4 separate regions of the Homo sapiens genome follow, and all the other regions are linked to region 2. Evidence: chromatin contacts called from ENCODE Hi-C or POLR2A ChIA-PET data. All regions are on one chromosome and are shown on one strand. The core of a region is the stretch at or near the end of the contact, and the rest is flanking DNA. Distances in the headings are between cores, read along the strand shown.

Region 1 (2,700 bases), core at 175-2,674, 540 kb after region 2:
TCCTGAGTAGCTGGGATTATAGGCATATGCCACCATGCCTGCCTAATTTTTGTATTTTTTATTTATTTATTGTTTTAGTAGAGATGGGGTTTCATTATATTGGTCAGGCTGATCTCGAACTCCTGACCTCAGGTGATCCGCCCACCTCGGCCTCCCAAAGTGCTATGATTACAGGTGTGAGCCATGACGCCAGACCTGAGTCTTTTATTTTTTTTAGTGGCTGATTTTGTCCCAAGTAATTATTTTTGCTTTAAAGTCTATCTTGTTCAATATAGTTATGCCAGCTTGCTTTTGGCTAATATTTGGTATAACTTTTTCCATGTTTTTACTTAAAGTACCAAGTCTTCAGCCCTGCTGTTTCCTTATATTTTAGATTTACCTCTTATAAGTACCATATAGTTAGATATTATTTCCTAATTCAACCTGACAATCTTTGTCATTTAACTAAAATGCCCAGTTTGTTTACATTTATTATGATTATTGATACATATGGATTGATTTCTACCATCTTATTTTGGGCTGTTTGTCCCACCTGTTTCTTTCTTTTTCTCTCCTTTCTTGTCTTTTGGATTGATGAGTGTTTTTACTGGGTATAGAATTCTAGGTGTTTGTGCACAATGATAAAGTGAAAAGTTGAGGGCCCTTTTGTTCTCTTTTGTCATCTCCAGAAGCAGAGTTTGAGCTTGTGAAAAACCATGGTTCATATGTATTTGGCATCCTTCACCTACCACAATACTTAGTACATAGTTAATTCATAGGAATTCCATTTATTTTGATTATCTTTGACTACAGCTGGCAAGATGTGGCCTTTTCCTTTTAAAAAATTTATTGCTAAGAACTCTAAGGCAGTTTTTGTTTAAATGTTTTGTAAACTTAGCCTATGTTATTTGCAGCTTTTCTGAATTAAAAAAAAAAATTGGCAAGCCTTTTCCCCAGATGCGGCATTAAATTCTAAGAGCTGTCAGTTGGGCAAAACTTTGATCATTTTGTTCCAAAATTAATTATTAAATCACCATACCTACGTTCCTCACTAAATTTCCTCTGGTCTACTTGATCGTTCATTTATGGAATGATACAGTATTAAGGTACCATTTATAAACTTCTAAAAAAAATACTGCAATCCAGCATGCATTATTTATGGATCTGTGTAAATATTAAAACAGGGACTGGGCTGGGCATGGTGGCTCATGCCTCTAATCTCAGCACTTTGGGAGGCCAAGGTAGGTGGACTGCTTGAGCTCACTAGTTCAAGGTCAACCTGGGCAACATGGCAAGACCATGTTTCAAAAAAAAAAAAAAAAAAAACAGGAAAGAAAAAAAGTAATTTTGGAGTTAGAGCTGTGTAAATCAGTGTGTAAAACTTCTGTGATTTTAAAATGGAGGGTTGCCATCTAGTGGACACATTTAAATAAAACCTTTAAAGTCTTTCATAATAGGTTATGACGCAATGGAATAAAGTTTTTCAGACTCTTCCACACCACACGTAAGAAAGAAGGTATATTCTGATAGTTAAAACAACTTTGGAGTTTATCAGACCTAGGTATGAACCCTGGTTTTCTTATTTACTGTGTAACCTTGGGCAAAGTTTCAAACCTGTCTGTACCTTAGTGAGTTTGAACTCAGACCTTCATTGATTTAACAAAGTTCCCAACTTACAATGGTTCAACTTACAATTTTTTGACTTTATGATGGTGTGAAAACGATACTCATTCATTAGGAAACACGCTTCAAATTTTGATCTTTTCCTGGGCTGGTGATATTCAGTATAATACTCTGGCAATGCTGGGCAGTGGCAGAGAGCCGCAGCTCCCAGTCAGCCATGTGATCAAGAGGGTTAACAACTGTTACTCTGCAGTCTACTGTGTTGCCAGATGATTTACCTATAGGGTAATCTAAGCATTCTGAGCACGTCTAAGGTAGGCCAGGCTAAGCTATGATGTTTGCTAGGTTAGGTGTATTAAATGAATTTTTAATTTACAATACTTTCAACTTACCATGGGTTTATCAGGATATAACTCCATCATTAACAGTAGAGGAGGTCAGGCGTGCACACCTGTAATCCCAGCACTTTGGGAGACCAAGGCGGGTGGGTCACCTGAGGTCACGAGTTCGAGAACAGCCTGACCAAGGTGAAACCCCATCTCTACTAAAAATACAAAAATTAGCCAGGCGTGGTGGCACGTGCCTGTAATCCCAGCTACTCCGGAGGCTGAGGCAGGAGAATCATTTGAACCCGGGAGGCGGAGGTTGCAGTGAGCTGAGATCACGCCATTGCACTCCAGCCTGGGCAACAAGAGCAAAGCTCCGTCTCAAATAAACAACAGCAACAACAACAACAAAAACCACAAACAATAAAACAGTAAAGGAGCATCTGCATTATGAAGCCCTCCAGTGAACTAGATTAGACTGTGGGGATGGTTTCCTAGACTGTGGGGAGATAGCAGAGCACAAAATTAGACAGTCTCCTCCTAGAGTTTAATAAGGGTTGTGTTAGGGGTACTGGGGAGGGACTACTATTAATATTTTAGAGTGGGCAGTTAGAAATTGGGTTTAAATCTTAGATCCCTTAATAATGCTTATATAACCTTAGGCAAATACCAGTCTCAAGGATGACATTAAGACCTAAGTTCAACACGAGCTGTAACACGGCTTCGTTCATCACTTTTTTCCTAGTAATGCTTGGAATAGAAAAGGCCTTCG
Region 2 (2,700 bases), core at 132-2,631:
CGGCCTCCCGAGTAGTTGGGATTACAGGCACGTGCTGGCTAATTCTGAATTTTTAGTAGAGACAGGGTTTCTCCGTGTTGGTCAGGCTGGTCTCGAACTCCTGACCTCAGGTGATCCACCCACCTTGGCCTCCCAAAGTGCTGAGATTACAGGCGTGAGCCACCAAACCCGGCCCAGAATTTACTTTTTAAGGCTGAATACTATTCTATTGTATGTATACACCACATTTTGTTTGTCCGTTCATTCGCTGATGGACACTGAGGCTGTTTCTGCCTTTGGCTATCGTGACTAATGCTGCTGTGAACATTGGTGTGCAAATATCCAAGTCTCTGCTTTCAGCTCTTCAGGGTATATGCCCAAAAGTGGAATTGCTGGATCATATGGTAATTCTGTCTTTAGTTTTTTTTAAGGAACCATCATACCTTTCCATAAGGAAACACCATGGATTTGTTTTTAAATACAATTTGAAGCCGCTGTAGTGACATGATCTGATTTATGATTTTTAGAGAGAATTTTACTTCTCACAGTAGCTGCCGTGTCAAGAATAGATTGAGGAGAGTGGTATAGAAGGCAGAAAAGCAGTGACTGTGGGGATGAGAGAGAGAGCTGGCAGTACCTGCAGATGTGCTGATTGTGGAAGGGGACAGCAGGGGGGATTCTAGCATGACTTCCAGGTTAGAGCAGCTGGAGGGATGCTGGCACCGTGTACTGACGTGAGGGAGACTGGGGGGCAGATTTGCAGGGGAAATTCAGAGCCTGTTTTGGGCATATGTTGAATTTTCCATTTTGTTCCACATCCAAGTGAAGATGGCAAGGTCAGGAAGGAATCCCTGGGAGCCATCTGCATGATACTTCAGATCATGGAACTGAGTGCGGTGTCTGTGTTGGCATCCCAGGGGTCTTGTGGACTTGAGTTGTGAGGAGTGAAGCTGGTTGGGGTGGTGGGGTGTTGAACCTAAGTTGGAAGGCTGTCACGGCGGGGACATGAGTGTGTGGCTGGGCTCACCGGTACAGCTATGCTCAGCTCCAGTCTCCTCAGTTCTGGGTCTGTCCAGTAGGTCTGGGGGTGGAACAGGTGGAGTATCACGAGGGGCATTGCTTAGGGGAGTTGTCTCCCCAGAAGGGCTTGAGGCCAGAGGCTGGAAGCCTCTCAGGCTGAGAATCCCTGGGTCTGGCCTCACCAGACTGGAAGGAAGGCGTGGGAGAAGGGCTTTGTAGTGCTCGGGGCCCCCCCTGAGGTTCACAGCTCAGTGCTTCACTGTCTCTCACCACAAAACCCACTTCCTATGATGTTTTGTCCGTGGGTTATCTCCACTACCGTGAACTTCCTGTGCGCAGAGCTGGGCAAGCTCTCGGGGAAACACAGCAGCCATGCTGAGGAGCCTGGGCTTCCTCCCTCCTTCCTGTCAGGGCCAGCACCCGGGGCTGCAGGTGCACTATGAGTCTCAAAGGGCAGGACCCAGACCAGGCCCCTCCCTTCCCAGAACAGCATCTGGCACCTGGCAGCACATTGACAGACATTTGTGGAGTGAGTGCTGGGCTGAGGCTGCTGCATGAGGCTGATTTTGATTCCTGAGGTCCTGGCCCCCAGAGATAAGAGGCCTCATTCCTGGAGTTAAGTAAGATACAGCCCCCTCCTCAGATGACTGCCTGAAGAATCCATTCATAAATGAGCGCCATGTCATAATCACCTCACCTGTCTGTCCAGTAGGATTGAAGAAGGAAAAAGTGGGCGGGGCGTAGTGGCTCACGCCTGTAATTCCAACTCTTTGGGAGGCCGAGGCGGGCAGATCACTTGAGGTCAGGAATTCGAGACCAGCCTGGCCAACATGGTGAAGCCCCATCTTCACAAAAAATACAAAAAATTAGCGGGGCGTGGTGGCAGGTGCCAATAATCTCAGCTACTTGGGAGGCTGAAGCAGGATAATTGCTTGAACCCAGGAGGTGGAGGTTGTGGTGAGTCGAGATTGCACCACTGCACTCCAGCCTGGGCGACAGAGTAAGACTCTGTCTCCAAAAAAAAGAAGAAAAAAAAAAAAAACATGGAAAAAAAAAGAAGGAAAAAGCTGAAATTCCAAATTATAGAGACTTTCCTTCTCCTAGGCGCCACTCTCCAGGACAGTGACTAAAGAACAGCTTCAACAAACCCCTTTCTCTCCCTTTCCCTCCCGGGATCTCACACACAGGGAAATGGCAAGGCCTTGGGTGACTGCGAGAGGAAGCAGAGACCACCTTGAAACTCGGGTGCATTAAGTCCTTGGCCTTCTCATCTTAATCTGCTCCAGAATAAAAAAATTTAAAAAAAAAAGTCCGTGGCCTCACTGGTGGTCAAGAGACCACCTTGAAACTCAGGTGCATTAAGTCCTTGGCCTTCTGATCTTAATCTGCTCCAGAATTAAAAAATTAAAAAAAAAAAAAATTCCATGGCCTCACTTCCCCTGGAGGGAGAAGGTGGGGAGTCCTCACATGCAGACTGGCTAGGATCCTGCTGCTGCCCTTTGTGCTTCTGCCACCCTGGGCTAGTCACTTTGAGTCTTACTTTCCCCATCTATAAACACTGGGGACAATACTCCCTGTTTCATAGAGTTGTTAACTATCATAGAGAAGATTAAATAAAGAAGTCACCATGAAGACACCTACCTCACCCACACCGGCACACACTCCAGCTCAGTGCTGGGTTATTGTGTGCGTGCATTTGTG
Region 3 (2,700 bases), core at 29-2,528, 750 kb before region 2:
CCCACAGGACTTTCTGCAGTAAGGAAGTGTGGCTATTGAGCCCTTGAAATAATGAGGCTAGTAAGACGCAGGAACTAATTTTTAAACATTATTTCCTTTCAATTAATTTTTTTTTTTTTTGAGACGGAGTCTTGCTTTGTCACCCAGGCTAGAGTGCAGTGGTGCAATCTTGGCTCACCGCAACCTCCACCTCCCGGGTTCAAGCAGTTCTCCTGCCTCAGCCTCCCAAGTAGCTGGGACTACAGGCACGCGACACCACTCCCGGCTAAATTGTGTATCTTTAGTAGAGACGGGGGTTTCACTTTGTTGGCCAGGCTAGTTTCGAACTCCTGACCTCAGGTGATCCACCACCTCAGCCTCCCAAAGTGCTGGGATTACAGGCATGAGCCACTGAGCCTGGCCCCTTTTAATTAATTCAAATGTAAATAGCTGCACCAGTTAGGAGGCTGTGAAGATGGTCCAGGTGAGGGAGGGTAGGGGCCTGAAATGGGGAGGCAAAGAAATGGGGAGGGCATGGACTCTAGGATTGTCAGGGCACTGGCTATTTAATATTTAACTTAACCACTCAGCCAGTACTGAAACAGTTGTTATGGAGGCCTGCGTTCGTGAGACCTGGCATGCCACAAGTGAGTAGAGCCAAGAAATCATGGAGACCCACTGAAAGAGGGGAAGGAATGCTCAGGGCCTTGGAGGTCTCCTGGGGGTCTGGCCGGGGCAATGGGGTGCTTATGTATCATCACTAGGAACAGAAACCCACGATGAATCAGCTTGGAGATGACAAGTGTGGTTTTGAACACATGGAAACTGAGAGGTCTTAGGACATCCCAGTGAAAGCATCTGGTAGGCTGTTCTGTGTATGGCTCTGATGCTCAGGAGGGAACTGAAACTGAAGACAGCCCTGTCAGTCATCAGAGGTCAAAAATCGGCAGCCCATAGGCCAGCTTCAGGTCACAGATGGAGGTTTAGACTGGCTCACACCATTGATCTCCCGAAGTGCTGGGATTACAAGCACTGCGCCTGGCCTCATCCTACCCACCTCTTCTTTTTTTAAAATTTAAGTTTTTCCATTTGCTGTACTTCATGCCAAGTATACACTCCCCTCCTGCCTGTTCCCAAGCCAGGGACCAAGGACTACAGGCCGGTACAGGATTTGCGCTTGGTTAATCAAGCTACAGTGACTTTACATCCAACAGTACCTAACCCGTACACGTTGTTGGGATTGCTGCCAGCTGAGGACAGCTGGTTCACCTGCTTGGACCTGAAAGACGCTTTCTTTCGTATCAGATTAGCTCCCGAGAGCCAGAAGCTGTTTGCCTTTCAGTGGGAAGATCCGGAGTCAGGTATCACTACTCAGTACACTTGGACCCGGCTTCCCCAAGGGTTCCAGAGCTCCCCCACCATCTTCAGGGAGGCGTTGGCTACAGACCTCCAGAAGCTTCCCACCAGAGACCTAGGCTGCGTGTTGCTCCAGTACGTTGATGACCTTTTGCTGAGACACCCCACGGCAGTCAGGTGCGCCAAGGGAACGGATGCCCTACTCCAGCGCCTGGAGGACTGTGGGTATAAGGTGTCCAAGAAAAAAGCTGAGATCTGTCGACAGCAGGTACGTTACTTGGGATTTACTATCCGACACGGGGAATGCAGCCTGGGATCAGAAAGAAAGCAGGTCATTTGCAATCTACTGGAGCCTAAGAGCAGAAGGCAAGTGAGAGAATTCTTAGGAGCTGTGGGGTTTTGTAGACTGTGGATCCCAAACTTTGCAGTATTAGCCAAGCCTTTGTATGAGGTCACAAAGTGGGGGACCGGGAACCTTTTGAATGGGGATCTCAACAACAGCAAGCCTTTCATGAGTTAAAGGAAAAAACTTATGTCAGCCCCAGCCCTGGGGCTACCCGATCTGACAAAGCCTTTTACATTGTATGTGTCAGAGAGAGAAAAGATGGCAGTTGGAGTTTTCATCCAAACTGTGGGGCCCTGGCCGAGGCCAGTGGCCTACCTCTCTAAACAACTAGATGGGGTTCCTAAAGGATGGCCCCTGTGTTTGAGGGCCTTGGCAGCAACTGCCCTGCTAGTACAAGAAGCAAATAAGCTGACTCTTGGGCAAAACCTGAACATAAAGGCTCCCCATGCTGTGTTGACTTTAATGAATACTAAAGGACATCATTGGCTAACGAATGCTAGACTCACCAAGTACCAAAGTTTGCTCTGTGAAAATCTCCGTATAACCATTGAAGTTTGGAACACCCTAAACCCCACCACCTTGCTCCCAGTATCAGAGAGCCCTGTCGGGCATGATTGTGTAGAAGTGTTTGACTCAGTTGACTCTAGTAGATCTGACCTCCGGGACCAGCCTTGGGCATCAGTAGACTGGGAACTACACGTGGACGGGAGCAGCTTCATCAACCTACAAGGAGAGAGATGTGCAGGGTATGCAGTGGTAACCCTGTACACTGTTGTTGAAGCCAGATCGTTGCCCCAGGGCACTTCAGCCCAGAAAGCTGAACCCATTGCTTTAATTTGGGCCTTAGAACTCCATGAAGGTAAGACTGTAAACATTGACACTGATTCTCGGTATGCCTTTTTAACCCTTCAAGTGCATGGAGCATTATAGAAAGAAAACGGCCTATGGAACTCTGGGGGAAAAGACATAAAATATCAACAAGAAATCTTGCAATTATTAGAAGCAGTATGGAAACCCCA
Region 4 (2,700 bases), core at 80-2,579, 680 kb before region 2:
ACTGGGCGCTTGTTCCTGCCTTATTCAAATCCTGTTTCTCCACCTGGACGTCCCACATCCGGATCAACCCCCATCAGTCCCTCCCCCTTCATGCAGGTTCTTAACAACACAAGATATGGACCTACATCTAGCCTCACAGGAGGGGGGAGCAGTCCCACAGGAGGAGGAAGAGGCGGGGTTGAAGGAGGCAGTGGGGAGAATCCGGCTTCAGGCAGGTCTTGGCAACAATGTGGCTTGCACCTGTTCTGCTGAACAAGCCTCAGGCTGCACCCTACCTGTAAGATCCAACAGAGACTACTGGGGGAGGGGGCATAGGGATGATCAGCATCTGGAGCTGGAATGGTTGGGAGGTATCCTCTAGGCAGCACCGCCCCAAGACTCCAACACTGGCAACTTCTATCCAGGATCCCCAAGGACAAGGGTTTCCACCTCTGTCTCTCTTTCTCTCTCTCTCTCTCTCTCTCTCACACACACACACACACACACACACACACACACACACGTGATCCAAGCCCCAGCGAAATCAATTCTCCCTGTGCTTACAGAGACCCTGCCCCGACCCCAAGAAGCCTCCTTTATTCAATACACAGCAAGCAGCCCTCCACAGGTCAGCCACCAAGCCAGTCACTTCCTTCAATGATCCGGAGGCTTCCTAACGCACCTCAGACAGAAAGTTCAGGGTGGGGAACCCCTGCCAACTCAGCCACAGCCTCTAAAGTGTTAAGAAAACAACCGGGACACTGGGAGGGAGCTGACAGGCTGGGAGGAAGGAGGGCCTTTTGGAAATCCAATCCCAGTTAGAATCGTACGGATCCCAGCAGCGCCAAAGCTCTGTGTACCTGTTCCCCCACGGTGCTGTGACCCCCATCCACACCCACCCAAGTTCAGAGCACCGTGCGCCCAGTTGGGCACCCTAGGAGACTGAACTAAGGCCAGCCGCCTGCTGGACAAGTCCCTACTCCCGGCGCCAACCCCAACCCCCTACAGCTTCCACTTTGCAGGTAGTCAACCTCCCCTACCTCCTACCCCGCACCCAGTAGTTTCCAGTCTGACCTGGGTTCTCATCCCGTTGTGCTACAGCTGCACACTACACCTACCCTCTTGCATGCCGGCCCTACAACATCCTCTCTGCCCGCGCGTACACCCATCTCCTTCATGCACCGCTCCTAAAAACAGATGCACGTTCCCCGAAGGGAACCTACCCGGCCGGCTCCCGCTGCCCCTGCCCGGACTGGCGCCCCGAGTCTCAGCCTGGTCCCTGGTCCCGCGTGCGCTCCCGAAGTTCTTCTGTGCACTCCCCCAAGTTTCGTAGCCTCCGCCACTGGGACTCCCCGGCCGAGCCCGACCCTCCTCTTAAGCGCTCCGTGACGCACGGGGAGGGGCGGGGGCGCCACTGACGCAGGCCGCCCGTCGAGCTTTGGCCATACAAGGGCGCGGGGGGCGGTGCGGTTCCGGCGGGAGGCGGCCAGGGGGAGGTGCGGCCCGGGGAGCCCGAGGGGGCGGGGCGAGGAGGGGGGGCCTGGAATGTCTGCGCGCGTGACGCACGCGGGGTTCCATTGACGCAGGGAGCGCGGATTGTTTGATCTATAAATAGGCTCCTCGCGCCCGCCGCGCCCGCTAAAAATAGCAGCTCCCAGGCCCACTAGGCTCCCCGCACCGGACTCGGGTCCCAGCTGGGGGCCCCCAGGTCCAGAATAACCAGCGGGAGGGCCAGAGCCCGAGAAGGGGCGCTGTAGAGACGCGGCCGCGGGGCTTCCCCGGATGAGGATCTCCTCACTCTCCAGTTGCTCCCGGGAGCCAACCGCGCCCGGTCCCTCCGGCTCCCTCCGAGCCTAGCCCCGCCTTTACACCTTCCCAAGCCCTTCCTGGAGCCCTAGGGTGTCGCTGCTGCCGCTGCTGGGCGGTCAGGACAGGCCGCGGGCTGAGGCGGGCAATTCGGACACACCCTGGGGAGCCTGCGCCCTCACCTCAGCCCTAGGCGCAGCTAGTGCACAGGACGCGGCTTCCCCAGCAGGGTCTCAGGCTGAGAGGCTGCCCCTGAGACGTCAGTTAGAGCCCTCGCTTAGTCCCTCCAGGCAGTCTCCCTACACAGGACCTTCCCGAGGGCAGGCGTTGGCCAGGCCCAAGCTCGGCCAACAGCTCTGGCTCCGCTCCACAAGCTGAACTTGGTTTCGCACCGTCCCCTCCCCAGCCCCTTACAGGGGGAGTGCACCCTAGTTGGGAAATTACCGAATTTCAGAACCGGGTGGAGCCTGAGAAATCTTTTCAAACTTGTGCCAACTCTTCCTCATTTTATAAACAAACAGGCTCAGAGAAATAATGGCACTTGCTGAAGGTCACACAGCCAGGTGGTGGCACACTGGGTTGGAACCCAGGGCCACAGACTGCATCTCTAGGGATCTCTCCACGCCTCTTATCAATACCCCTCCCCCTGTCCACATCAGGGAGCACCGGCCCTCCCAGCCTACCTCCAGCACCTGTGGGGAGGCAGCTCTGACCAGTTATCACCTGCCCGGTGGAGTGAGGAACAGCCCGCCAGGGCCCTGCTGGGCACAGACCAGGCTTCAGCCACCTGGAGCCTTCCCTGGTTTGGCCGTCACCCTTCCACCCTGATCTCTCCTGAGCCTGGGGAGCCCTCACGGAAAAGTAAGAGAAGAGGGAAGGGCAAAAAAACAAAAACAAGGAAAAGAGAGCCCTGCC

Evidence for each region. Hi-C counts contacts between places; a loop is a spot of excess contacts on that map. ChIA-PET counts read pairs that join two places held with the same protein, here RNA polymerase II (POLR2A). Pooled maps may share reads with other maps.
Region 1: a loop to region 2 is called in a pooled map, with 4 times the contacts of the local background. The contact joins two enhancer-like sites. A Hi-C loop is called at or near these places in 9 of 168 maps with a recorded cell type or tissue (CD14-positive monocyte, CD4-positive, alpha-beta T cell, CD8-positive, alpha-beta T cell and 3 more), 3 of 37 single-sample maps with no recorded cell type and 12 of 50 pooled maps. POLR2A ChIA-PET finds 5 or more read pairs at or near these places in 1 of 52 experiments (activated T-cell).
Region 3: a map with no recorded cell type shows a loop between it and region 2 (11-fold over the local background). The contact joins the promoter of SMIM41-AS1 here to the enhancer-like site in region 2. A Hi-C loop is called at or near these places in 2 of 37 single-sample maps with no recorded cell type and 4 of 50 pooled maps. POLR2A ChIA-PET finds 5 or more read pairs at or near these places in 1 of 52 experiments (OCI-LY7).
Region 4: a loop to region 2 is called in a pooled map, with 9 times the contacts of the local background. The contact joins the promoter of NR4A1 here to the enhancer-like site in region 2. A Hi-C loop is called at or near these places in 6 of 50 pooled maps. POLR2A ChIA-PET finds 5 or more read pairs at or near these places in 2 of 52 experiments (B cell and activated CD4-positive, alpha-beta T cell).

Annotation. Positions count from the first base shown.
Region 1 is chr12:50,824,240-50,826,939 of GRCh38, reverse strand. No RefSeq gene overlaps it. Among named protein-coding and RNA genes, the nearest start is that of TMPRSS12, 17 kb to the left of the region's middle. Within about 2 kb of position 1,424, at least 3 of the 41 ENCODE cell types and tissues checked have a DNase peak (open chromatin) inside an H3K27ac peak, as active enhancers do.
Region 2 is chr12:51,367,737-51,370,436 of GRCh38, reverse strand. All of the region lies in intron 4 of GALNT6 (polypeptide N-acetylgalactosaminyltransferase 6), which reads left to right. Among named protein-coding and RNA genes, the nearest start is that of GALNT6, 22 kb to the left of the region's middle. RefSeq lists an enhancer at 962-1,111. Within about 2 kb of position 1,381, at least 7 of the 41 ENCODE cell types and tissues checked have a DNase peak (open chromatin) inside an H3K27ac peak, as active enhancers do.
Region 3 is chr12:52,116,796-52,119,495 of GRCh38, reverse strand. SMIM41-AS1 (SMIM41 antisense RNA 1) reads left to right here and starts at 1,278. Exons shown (of 4, transcript XR_007063312.1): 1 at 1,278-1,603. RefSeq lists enhancers at 367-416, 447-506, 517-656, 977-1,216, 2,580-2,700.
Region 4 is chr12:52,050,071-52,052,770 of GRCh38, reverse strand. It overlaps NR4A1 (nuclear receptor subfamily 4 group A member 1), which reads right to left and starts at 1,329. Exons shown (of 7, transcript NM_173157.3): 1 at 1,203-1,329. LOC107984510 (a long non-coding RNA gene) reads left to right here and starts at 1,617. Exons shown (of 2, transcript XR_001749148.3): 1 at 1,617-2,700. RefSeq lists an enhancer at 636-1,193 and a silencer at 1,285-1,694.